2 separate regions of the Homo sapiens genome follow, and region 1 is linked to region 2. A link is a contact called in ENCODE Hi-C or POLR2A ChIA-PET data. All regions are on one chromosome and are shown on one strand. Each heading gives the region's core, a stretch centred on a gene start or an enhancer-like site at or near the end of the contact. The rest is flanking DNA. Distances are from core to core; before and after follow the strand shown. Region 1 overlaps NTRK3 (neurotrophic receptor tyrosine kinase 3). Region 2 overlaps NTRK3 (neurotrophic receptor tyrosine kinase 3).

Evidence for each region. A loop is a pair of places that touch in the nucleus more often than their neighbours do. ChIA-PET counts read pairs that join two places held with the same protein, here RNA polymerase II (POLR2A).
Region 1: a map of heart left ventricle shows a loop between it and region 2 (3-fold over the local background). The contact joins two enhancer-like sites. A Hi-C loop is called at or near these places in 4 of 168 maps with a recorded cell type or tissue (ascending aorta, heart left ventricle, ovary and 1 more). POLR2A ChIA-PET finds 5 or more read pairs at or near these places in 1 of 52 experiments (WTC11).

Annotation. Positions count from the first base shown.
Region 1 is chr15:88,010,823-88,017,345 of GRCh38, reverse strand. The region is part of intron 14 of NTRK3 (neurotrophic receptor tyrosine kinase 3); the gene reads left to right. Among named protein-coding and RNA genes, the nearest start is that of MIR11181, 68 kb to the right of the region's middle. Within about 2 kb of position 1,689, at least 5 of the 41 ENCODE cell types and tissues checked have a DNase peak (open chromatin) inside an H3K27ac peak, as active enhancers do.
Region 2 is chr15:87,945,471-87,951,458 of GRCh38, reverse strand. All of the region lies in intron 14 of NTRK3 (neurotrophic receptor tyrosine kinase 3), which reads left to right. MIR11181 (microRNA 11181) reads left to right here and starts at 5,191; the gene lies at 5,191-5,253. Within about 2 kb of position 2,143, at least 9 of the 41 ENCODE cell types and tissues checked have a DNase peak (open chromatin) inside an H3K27ac peak, as active enhancers do.

The DNA of each region.
Region 1 (6,523 bases), core at 440-2,939, 66 kb before region 2:
CTGCATCCTTGTATCCTAGGTCTAAAGGGGGAGCTGTATGAAGGGTTCCTGGTCTTGGGCTGAGCTTCTAACATCCATGCTTCTTTTGGTGAATGCCAAGTTAACTTGGAGACAATAGAAAAGCTAATGAAGGCCCCTCTGTGAGGGAGCAATCATTAGAAAATAATAATCAGAGACCTCCCAGCACACCCCAAATCACTCACCTTATATTTCTTTCCCTCTGGTCTATCAGAAACCTAAAATGCCTCCCATTTTTGGTGCAAGGTAGATCAGAAAGAAACAAGGGATGTTGTAAGTGAGGCTTAATGAGGCAAATTTGAAAGATGCAGTTAGACCATATTTCCATGGGGAATTTGGTCAGGGGCTTTTTTTTTTTTTTTTTTTTTTTTAAGCTTCGTCTCTTCCATTTTAACCTCTGTCTGAAAGGGTATATTCCCCTTCCCTGGGATAATTTATACTCAGCCAGTCTTTATGAAAGAAAAAAAAATATCCCCAGAGAAGGGAGGAAGTAAAAACAAAACCTGGAAGAAAAGAAAAAAAAATGACACTCTCCTCTAATAAAGAAATTACTGACGTTCTACATTATGAACTGTATTAATTTTTAATGGCTGAGAAAGGAGTTGATTTATAATGCATCCTTCCCGGCTGCAAAGCCTGTCCCCAGCTAATAAATAAATGACAGGTCTCTTGTATTAAAAGTATCCATCATCTTACAGTGTTGGAATGTAAATGGTGAGAGGCATTGAATGAGAGGCCCCTGGGAGGGGGTGTGCCCTGCTGTGCCCAGCTGGAGAAGAGCCTGCCATAGCATTCTGCTTAGTTCTGACACAGCTTAGCCCATTCCTTCATCTTGTTTTCAGCAAAGTGATCCAAATAGCTGCAACTCTTACGGTCCAGGAGAAAGTTCATAAGAAAAGGTGATGGGCCATTTAGGAACAATTCATGATGTAAATTTAAATTCCTGGTGTTTAAGCAAAACTGTCCATGGCTTCTCCTTACATATCCTCAGGGCTTCCTCATTGGCTTCCCATGCATCTCTGGGATTATGTGTTCAGTAGTTCATCCTTTGATGGTGGTCACAGCTCTGGTTAGCCTCTCTATGTCTCTTTAGAAAACAGACAGAACACCTAACATTTGTTTCTGGTTTCAAAGTAATATACAATCACTGAAAATATTTTGAGGAAAATCCAGAAAAGTGAAAAGAAGAAAATAAGAATCATCCCTAATGCCACCCCAAGTGATGAATGCATGACATTTTGCCTTATATGCACAGGCTAATAACATACGCAGACATGTACACATCAACATGGACATGTATAGCACACACAAATGAGATCATATTCTGCATACGGTTTCATAATCTGAATTTGTCATCTAGTAGCCTATCATAGACCTTTATTTCACAATGCCACTATTTTTAATGGCTACATAATACGTGGCCAGGCTATATTCACATTGGAGCCGCTGTAGAGCTGGCGATCAGTCAATCAAGATGCATTCCTTCGTTCTTCATTACAGTGCCAACTCCAGAATAAACATAGTGCAGGAGAAAAACTGAGTACAAAGATGATTTTTGCACAGAGCTCCTAATCTTGGAGCAACTACTATGCTGCAGAGTCAATGCAGTGAGGCTGAGAGATGAACAGAGTGGCATCATCCCCGCATGAGGGAGTCCACACTCCAGCTGGGGAGACAGGCCAGGAAACAGTTCTGGAGATATGAGCATAATGAGATGCCTGCCACAGAGACCCTGCAACTAAAGGGCCCAGTGTGCTTAGAGAGCAGTGGCTTGTTTAAATTAGGGGAGCAGAGGCTTGGGTAAAGGCTCCACAGAGGGGAGAGTGTTTGAGCTAGGACGCTGCGGGGAAACTTGGACTGGCAGAGATGGACAGGAAGGGCCTTCCAGGCCACCGTAGCAGTAGCAGGAGGCAGACAGGGGGCAGGGTTTGGTGGGGGCAGGGCTGGAGGTGAGTGACCAGAGAAGGACTCCCTCCCGGGGTGGAGGGAGCAGGTCTTGTTGATGTATTAAATAGCATAGCTTATTGACACAATAATTACGAATTTATTCGTAGAATTTGCACTTACATAGTCCAGGCCTTTGTTTATCACGCTTGTCACTGTTTCTCAGAAGTAGGTGATGACTAGAGGAGTGAAGAAACTATCAACACTGTAATAAAAAAGGTAAAACAAAGTAGCAAGTTATTCTCTCTGAATTTAGGGACAGTTCCAGGCAGACATAGAGAGACCCCTGTTCCAGAAAGAAGAGAAATGAAACACTCACTGAATATACCTTTCAGCACAGGGAACGTTATGTAGAAAATGAGAGCGATCTAGCAGTTGCTGCCAGCAGGCTCCACTCCCTCTGATTTATTTATATTGTCTTCATAGGCTTATAAAAATGGAAGTTTGCCTAGATTTGGAGACTAACATTTCTATCCTTTCACATATGAATTTATTTCTTGATTTGTTGTGCATATTTCTAAACATAGATCGACCAATGACTTTTGCTTTTGGAAAAATAAAAAAGAAAATCTCGGAGCTGGTGAGAAGAGGAATCAGAGACCGTGTTCCTGCAAAGAACCTGCTCCGGTGTTGCCGGAGAGGTAGGCGGGGAAGCATCCAAGAAGCATTTATTCCTTGAGCACCTGAGAGAGCCTGTTTTTTTGGCAGGTGGAAAAGTGGCAGCCCAAGATCAAGTCCTAGCTGGTCTTGGTTTTATCACCAGTTAGTTGCAGTTGCAATATGATCCTCGCTTATATTTTTGCCTTCAAATCTTGGACCCAAAATTATTCCAGCAATAGGAGTTGGCTGAAAGCTAAGTTTTTCCTTTCCTGCTCTTTAATTCTCATTCACTTAACTTCCTTGTAGAACATAGAAGTTTTTTTAATCTGAAAAATATCTCAGAGATCCAGTGAGACTTATCTTTTCGTTTAGTAGATGAGGAAACTGAGGGCCAAACACATAGTTCAATGATATTAAACTGCATAAGGATTTGGAAGAAGGAACAGGTCTAGGACCAATGGCTGTTGTCTCATGTTTCTCACTCCTGAAACTGTAAGTGGAAATGCAATCTTTTCATTTTCCCCAAAGTTGATGTTTTTTGTTTGGGCCATTTAATAAGGAATGTCTGACAAAAGTGAACTGTCTGACTCAGGTGCAGTAATTGCCACAGAAATTGGTTTTGGTGTCTTTGGGGAATTCTGCAGTTGAACCCAGAAGGCATCCTTATCAAGTAGCGTGTTCCAACACTTTTACAAATTCTAAGAGCCTCAGATATCACTGTTTTCCTTTGGAGCGATATTTTGTTATTTTAGTAAACTTTCAAGGGGCACTGCCACTTTGCTGCACTGGCTTCCTAGTGAGATACAGTGTTACTATCTTAAGTCTTTTTTTAAAAAAATTGAGACAGGGTCTCACTGTATCGCCTAAGTTGGATGGAGTGCAGTGGTGTGATATTGGCTCACTGCAGCCTCAATCTCCTGGGCTCAATCTGTCCTCCCACCTCAGCCTCCCAACTAGCTGAGACTACAGGCGCACCACCACGCCTGCTACCTGGGCTCAGTCAATCCACCTACCTCAGTCCCCCAAAGTGCTAGATTTATAGGCATGAGCCACAGTGCCTGGCCAAGTCAGGCCCTGCTACAGGATTTTTTGTACATGATCTGAAATGTTGTCTGCACTTGAAGGATCTCTTAGAAGGGTGTCTGAGTTCCTACTGGCATTGAAAAGGAAGGAAACTTGAAGCTAGGCATCTGTTTGATTCCCAGGCTGCTTTCATGTTACTTAATGCTGTCAGATCATAAAGGGAATTCATTTCTATTCCTCAACTTCTAAATAACTTCACACGATTTACAGTTGACAAACAGCACACTGGGACTCTTCTTGCATTTCATTGTTTCTGTGGAAAATTGGTTGATAGAGCATCACCAAGTGTATGGCTTCTTATCCTCAGGCATTTCTTCCACCAACACTGGCGATGGTCCACTGTGCACAGAGCTCTGGGTTAGAGAAGGAACCCTGTTCCTTTTTTCCACAGTTCTGTTATCTGGTTACGCTCTGACCTAGAGGAAGATGCGGGTATGATTTTAAACAGTCTTTACCAGTGCACGGTTTCACCTGCTGGTAGTGGGTCTTTACCAGTGCACGGTTTCAGCTGCTGGTAGTGGGTCTTTACCAGTGCACGGTTTCAGCTGCTGGTAGTGGGTCTTTACCAGTGCACGGTTTCAGCTGCTGGTAGTGGGTCTTTACCAGTGCACGGTTTCAGCTGCTGGTAGTGGGTCTTTACCAGTGCACGGTTTCAGCTGCTGGTAGTGGGTCTTTACCAGTGCACGGTTTCAGCTGCTGGTAGTGGAATTTCAGAAGACCGTTGTTCTTCGAAGTCAGGGGTTATCCAAGTGTGGTGTGCAGACCAGCAGCATCAGCATTAACTGGAAACTTGTTAGAAATGCAAATTCTCAGGATTCACTTCAGACCCACTGAATCCGAAACTCTGGGCATGGGATTCAGCAGTCTGCATTTCAATAAGCCCTCTGGGTGATTCCGATGCACATCAAAGTATGAGAAGCACAGTATAAGATATTGGTGTAGTTTCCTTTTTCCCCCGATCAAAAATATCTGAAGAAGCTGAGAAGTGCTTCAATATAGTTACTAATAGTGCATTATAAAACATTTATTTATTTAGTAAACATTTATTGAGCATCCATTAAGTTCTAGGTTCTGTATTGGGTGTTAGGAGCACAAATAAACCAGCAAATGGCTCATTCTGCTGTGGTTGTTTTGGTATGAACATATAGAAATACTTTTTTGTGACAGTGATATAAACAAGAGGTTCTCAGCCTCATTCTCACCCTGCCTGTGATTTCCGTGCTATTTCTGGGCCTCTCCAAATGGGCAAGTTTGCCAAAGCTCGGGGTCAGAGTGTCCTGAGTGAGAAGGAGGATGTAAGCAAGGCGCAAGAATGAGCCATGGCTGGGGGAATGTTGCCAGCTCTGCATTTTATTTGTGAATAATAAGGAAGGAAGTGAGAAGGTTTGTGTTTTAGGTTGTGTTAATACGTTTCCCTTATGTCAAAACCACCAACTCCTAGCACCCTGTCAAAATGGCTGCACTGAAATATCACAGTTCGTCGAGGATCTCATTGTCTTATAGGTTCGTGGAGGATGTAGAGATGGCAGGATGGCAGCCAAAGAGCTGAAGGTGGGATTCTGTGAAGAACAATGCATGCTCTCTCCTTCATGCTGCACAAGGCCGTAGGGTACAGGGTGGGTGAGCTCTGTTGGCTTGAACATTGGAGCCTAGACTTGCTGCTGTGCTCTCTCCCCATGTTTCTGTGTGTCTGTCATAAGGTGGGACTAATGGGAGGATCTGCCTCACTGGGTCTTCGTGTGTGTTAAATGAGGTAATGTACGTAAGGGATTTGGAATAGCTGCCTGTGTTTAGGAAGAAATGGCTCACTTCTGGCTGTCAGCACTATTACCATAGTCTGCCTTAGTTATACTACAGAAGAAATTCACTTCTGCACTACTGGGTCACCCCAGTGGCAGGCGAAGGGAGGGGCAGTATCTGGCTGTGCAGACTTTCCCTGACATTACTGATAAATCAACTTTCCCATAGAGTAATGTGCGGTGGGAAGTGTCTCCCCATGTAGAAGCTGGTGTCCTATTGTGCTGACGTAATTCAGTGGCCTGCTCATGCATACACTGCCAGGATGTGTATATCTTCAGCTGCGGCTTCTTTTCAGGGATAGACCCAACTCACCATGACCCAACCCCAAACTTCACCTCATTGCCAAAGTCAAGGAGAAGATTTTGCCAGAAAATATCAGATTACTGAGATTTTAATTATGATTTCCAAATGTTCTGAAATTATAGGAAGGTAGCAAATGCCCCATAGTGTGTTGAGTTGAGACATCTAACCTCTTCCTGTTTAATATGGAAATGTGCATATTTTGTAAGTCCTTACAGACTTACTAGTAGAGTCACATTCTCATTCATTCCCAGATAAACTTTCTTAAATCCTGTCTATTTTGATTTCTTAAAGCAAGCTGGAGACTGAGCTTTCTGTTGGTGATGAATAGGAATTCTAGACAGCAAGAAGCGAGAGGCTGACCTGGTGGAGGGAACAACAGATACAAAGGTGTGGAGGTGTTTTCTGGGGACACTCAGGAGCTCTGGATGAGTGGGGTGGAAGGTGTGTGGGTGGGATCCAGTCATGATGGCCTGTGTGGCATGCTTGTTCATTCCAAGCCATTTGAAGATAATACTGGATAAGAAAATATCCCTCAACAACCCATGGACCAGGAAGGAACGAAAAGAAAAACATGTCCAAAAGGATGGATTTTTTTTTATCCCTTCATGGGTAGTGTGGTGTGACGGCAAAACCCTGAACTGAAAATTTGCATTTTGGGAAGTCATTCATGTAGGGAGTGAATTAGAATGCAAGCCAGATCCAGGTAACTGCTGTGAATGCATGATGTGGTGGCAGGTGAATGAGTTAGGCACACGGAGATGTGTCTGTGAGTGGT
Region 2 (5,988 bases), core at 894-3,393:
CTGGAATTTTATGCCTTAGTATAACTAAATCCTATCACATAAAAATTGAATGCTGGTCTTTGCCAACACCACTTACTCTCTCTAGTCAGGCAGCAAGGTTGTTTTGAACTGGTTTCCTCTGAGCTGCCCAGGAGGTGAGCTTATGTAGGGGGCAACAAAATAAGCAGAGATGGTCCTAGGACACCTATTTTTGCATAAGGAATAGACATTCTGAGGAGAGAAAGAGAAGATCAGGAAATGATCTTACGGATAACACAGGATTATTTCCCGTGTTGGGGATTGGGTTGATTTCTACTAGTGGAAGTGGGGACGGGTACCCCAGATGGAGGAAAGCTAGGACACAGATGCACAGCACGAGCTCACATGGTTGCTCAGAGGACAGTGGATGGCCAGCCTGTCCATCTGTTGGATCTATTTAATGCATTTATGAGGATAAAGCCTGGGGATTTGGGCCAGGTTATCAGAATTCTCAAATATCAGACTAAAAACTGTCCTGAAGACATGGATACTCTATGTTAAGGCCTATTGAGCACCTACTGTGTGCCTCCCAACTGTTTTAAACACTTAATCTCTTCATTTAAAGATATCAAAACTCCATGCAGTAAGCACTTTAATAATAACCGTAACAATAATAAGGGAGAATCCTTGCAGGTTTGAGCAGAGAGCAGGTGAGAGGAAGAAATTGGCATATTCCTTCCCGAACTTTTATGGGCATTAGCTCCTTCGACACGCTCCAAATGTACGACTGTACACATGATTTCACTGAATCCTCATGGCAAGTCAATGAGGTGGATATTTTCTTAATTTCGCTCATGAAAACAACATTTGAGACTGGTTTAGTAAATTGCCAAATGCGGCCTCTGAGGATGTGTCCTTGAGTGTGAATTTATACCCAGTTCTGTCTCATTCCAAAGCCATGTTCTTTCTCAGTCCCCTTACTCTGATCCTGGTGTTTGCTCCCAAGGTCCCCTTCCTGTCCTTTCTTCTTTTCTTCGTGTCTGTTGTATTTTGGGGGGTGCTGCTGCCTCTCTTTTATAGACCAAATGATGCTCTTTCTCCTTATTCTGCCTGAAGCAGCTCAGTTTTATCTTGGACCCATGGTTGTAGGTAGCTGTCAAGGTCAATGGTGTGTCCTGCAAATGGGTGACTGGGATCCTCTGGTCTCCCCTTCTACGGTTCACCCTGTGGTCCTCACAGGTGTTTCTCTTCCTGACCTCAAGACTTTCATCATGGAGCTGCATCTCATGGCTCCAGTGCCCTGCAACCTATGTCTTGGCCCAGAATTCTGGTGCTGGAAGGGACAGCCTTTAGCACATTGTGCTCTGCGTGTTCTGGTGAGAACATGACATCACAGGGACGGCTTGGGGGACAGAGCCAGATGCCAGGAATGAGAGGCCAAGGCAGCATTCCTGGGTAGTAGCTGGAAAGGAAGGGCCTCTGGGGAGATTGAGAGGTGGGATGTGACCCTCATATGGGCACTTTGAAGAGGGTTTGTCACTGTCAGGCCAGAAGAGGCAGAGGAAGGAGGGGGCCCAGCAAGTTGTCAGAGGGACACATTCTCAGTCGGAGCCTGAGATTCATCTTTCAGCACCTAACTTCACAATTCCAGATGGCTCTCCTTGGGGAGTTCTTTTTCTCTTTATTCTTGGCTCAAGCAGTCACTGCTTAATGAGAGCCAGAGGCACTCTTGCCACGGGAAAGGCCAACAGAATATAGAGACCAGGAAGTGGGTATGAAAGGGCAGGCGTACTGTGGTAGGGAGGCTGATGTTGGGAGCCTGGGTGTTGGTTGGTGTCTGAGCTCATGGCGGTGGAGCATGGTGGGGTAGCACTGGGGAGCAGGGACACTTCTGAACTTCAGCCTCAGCTTCTGAACTTCTTGTGTCAGGAAATGTGAACTGGAAATTGCCCCAGAACAGACAGTCCTCTGCTGATCCTCTCTCTTCACTGCTTCCAGAAACAGCAGGGTGTCTTATTTATATGTTCATCTTGGTGGGAACACAGTGTCTCGGTGTCCTAGACTGCTACCTCTAGCCTAAGGGTGCACACGTGCCCCAGAGTGGGACCTGCTGTTTGCTGAGCTTCTTCAGAGCTGACCACGGAGGCACTTTGTTTAGAAGTCTGGGGAGCCGGAGACTGAGGGTTAGGATGTGGGTCTCAGTACTTTCCTGGTTCAATACGATCTTGGTTCCTCGGGCCATTCTCGGAGCCAGGACATAAATAAGTCTGTTCTTAGGAACTTCCTGGCTCTTTTCCCATTCTCACTCATCTTTCCTTTCTTTTTGCCACTCCCCCAGATTCCCTTCTTCCTCCCTCTTTGCAGTGTTTTCCCTGCTAAAGTCTCTAGCAGTGCTTCAGGGGGAGTTTTAATTTATTTGCCCATTCATCATATAGTTAGTGGGTACCTACTTGGTCTCAGGCCCTGTGCTAGGCCCAGCCTACGAACTTGAGCAACACATGCCTTTTGACTTTTGGCCTTTTGACTTGTGCAACTGCCAGCACCCTTCAAAGCCTCTTTGTAAAAATGTCAAACTCTGAAAAGAATGTGTGAGGGAAGCCCTAATCCAGAGAAGGCCTAGGGACGAGGCATGGACTGGCCAGCAGAAAGATCCAGGTTCTTATTCTTAGGTAAAAAATCCTGAGCCAACCTGGTCCCAGGGCAGCAACAGGAACAATCAGGGCTGGTGGTCATTCAACCTGGAATCCATTCCCAAGTCATTGTTACCCCATTTGACTAATCATTTTTATTTTTTATTTTATTTATTTATTTTTGAGACAGAGTCTTGCTCTGTCGCCCAGGCTGGAGTGCAGTGGCGCAATATCAGCTCACCACAATCTCCGCCTCCCAGGTTCAAGCGATTCTCCTGCTTCAGCTTCCCAAGTAGCTGGGATTATAAGCACATGGCACTGAGTGCGGATAATTTTTGTATTTTTAGCAGAGATGGGGTTTCGCCATGTTGGCCAGGCTGGTCTTGAACTCCTGACCTCAAGTGATCCACCCACCTCGGCCTCCCAAAGTGCTGGGATTACAGGCGTGAGCCACCGCACCTGGCCTTGATTACTAATTTTTAAATTCTAGACCTCTAAAAAAATTCTGCAGAGTTTTTGTCTTAGATCTCCAGCCTTCAAAATGTCTTCTCTTAGAAAGGTCCTTTACAGGAAACCAGGAGATCCTCTTTTTTCTCCTAGTCTATAAATCATCCAGGGATGGCTCTGCAGGAGTGGTGGTTTGAATAGTTTAGCCATGCTCTACTCTTCTGTCCAGGTGGAGAACTGACTGGGTTGGCTGGAGACCCCTACAAAGGGCCTGTAGCTGGCCAGGGCACATGTTTGTCTGGCTATGCTCTTATGCAATACCTTATGCAATTAGCTCCTCTTGCTTGCCATTCATAGAAGGCGTGAGGTGAGACCCAGCCAGGAGGCCAGGAGAAAGTGTGAGGGCAGTTCTTTGAGGGCTGGCAGAAATTTATATCTTGAGCCCAGGCAGGGCCCTGCCCTCTTGGTGGTCTCCTTCCCCCTCAAAGGTTCAAAGCTGGCCCTCTTTCTCCCTCCTGCCACTTCAAACACCCAGAGTTGGAGCTCCCAGAATGTTATTCTTTTCCATTTAAAGACATTCCATTTCATGTGTAATTAAATATGTGGTATTGAATTAATGTTTTCTTCTGAGCCTTTTTGGCAGCCAGAGACCCTAGGGTCTGGTTAGTGCAGAGAAAACACACGCTTCTCACAGATCCTCCCTTCCTCTCCCTGTTTTCTCTTCCCCCTTCTCTCCTGCCAAGAATCTCCCTCCTCCCTCCTCCCTCCTGCGTGTAGTCACGCTCAGGACTCACCTTGTAATGGGTGAGCCTGAGGTCCTGGAAACTCTGTTTCTGGGTGGGGCAGCAAGGTCTTGGGTTTCTGCATTCTGGTGCTGGCTTTATCTTCAAATGTCATCCTGGTGGCTCACATTGAGCTTAGGTGGTGGCAATCAAGGGTAGGAAGAATAGGTTCCAGGATAAAGTGACACACTCTCTCTTTACAGATGTTATTGGTTTCTACCAAGTACTGATGCCAGTGCAGAAAGCAGAGCCTCTCTCTGAAGTAGGGGTTGCAGGGGTTGAAGGGGGCTGTCATGATTAAAGGATGTCAAGGTGGCACAGTCTGCTCAGCCCAGCCTTTAGAGTCCCACAGGACACCTCTAACAGCTAGGGGATCTTGGGCAAGTTACGTAACCACCTGGAGCTTCAGCCCCCTCATCTGTAGCACGGGGACAGCAACATATTGTGTTTAAGAGACTTGTAGGGCCGGGCACGGTGGCTGATGCCTGTAATCCTAGCACTTTGGGAGGCTGAGGCAGGTGAATTACCTGAGGTCGGGAGTTTGAGACCAGCCTGGCCAACATGGTGAAATGCCATCTCTACTAAAAGTACAAAAATTCACCAGGTGTGGTGGCACGCACCTGAAATCCCAGATACTCGGGAGTCTGAGGCAGAATTGCTTGAACTTGTGTGGCGGAGGTTGCAGTGAGCCCAGATTGCGCCATTGCACTCCAGCCTGGGCGATAGAGCGAGATTCCATCTCAAAAAAAAAAAAAAAAAAAAAAAAAGAACCCACGAAAGACAGAGCTGTAAAGGTATCATGTGCTCAGCCTGGTATCTGGCTCAGGATAAGTGCTCAATTGATGGCAGTTATTTTTATTATTAATAAGGGCACAGAGGGATAACAACGAGCTAAAGGAGCAGTGCAGAGCGAGATGGAATCCACAAGGGAAAGATCTGTGAGGTCTCAGTGATGAGGACAGGAACTAGTTAGGAACTGAGTATCAACATGAGCCAGGGAAGAGGGGAGGGCAGGATGGTTAGGAGCTGCCACCAGGGGCCAGCCCTCAGGGCTGCTGGTGGTGGCAGGGGACTGCTTCTGAGCCTCTTAAGTCAACACCTTCAGAGAAGGACTGTCTCAGTCCTGTCCACACACGTGGTCCCCAAGACAATAATTAGCCAAAGCACCGAGGTAGCAAACAAGTTTCTTTTAAGGCAATCTGAGTGTGACTGAGTGCACACACTCACCTTTGGGGACCGAATTTGCTGCTTGGCATACAGCAGGATAACTGTTATTTATAACCACCGACCCTGGGAAATCGGGTTTCTCTCTACTGATCAATGCCAATCTTGAGTTGGTGGCTGTCTCTGCCTTTTGATGTCTTTATTCCACTGTCTGACCAACCTCCTCCCGCAAACTGTTTTGGCCTCTGAAGGAGGAGGAGGTCAGGCATGGTGGTGGCAGCCGTAGACAGAGCTGGTGACCTCTGAGCCAGGGCCAGCTTACTCCTGGGCAAGCTCGTGCCATTTTATTTTAGGAGAAAATCATCATCCTTCTCCACATTTCTTTTCAAGCCACGATTTTATTTGCAAGATAGGTATTGAGCTCCTAGTTGAAATGAAAATTGGAAAGGAAAGAAAAACATCTGTTAAATGTCTAATATATTTTAGATATTTTATATCATCTTTATTATCTAAAAATTTTAAATCATCCTCTGAACAGTTCTGCCAAGTCAACATCCATGTTCCCATTCTACAGATAAGGAACTAGAGGTGTGGAGAGGATAGGATTCAATTAGTAAGTAAGAGGGTCAGGATTTCAATAGAGATCTGTTTTTTTTTTTTTTTTTTTTTTTTTTCCCAGTCTTCACTCTTTCAGCAGTGCCATTTGGGGCAGATTTTTTGTTCCCTCTTCCTCCCTGGTCGCAGGGCTGAGCAGTTTATGCCTGCCACCTCCCTGCCCTCATTCTCCCAGAACAGGGAGGTGAAGCTGACAGTGGTCACCTCTGTGTCCAGCGATGTCAGTGTATCCAGCGGCTCTGTGTATACCTCCCCTCCTGCCCCACAGGGCAGCCAAGGGGAACAGAGGTAGGATGAGGGATAACCCCTGCCTGCCCACTGACCTCTCAGGGCTCTGAGATTTTCTGTCCAGAGGTGACCAGTTACCTCAATGGATTAGAGATTCTGCTCTA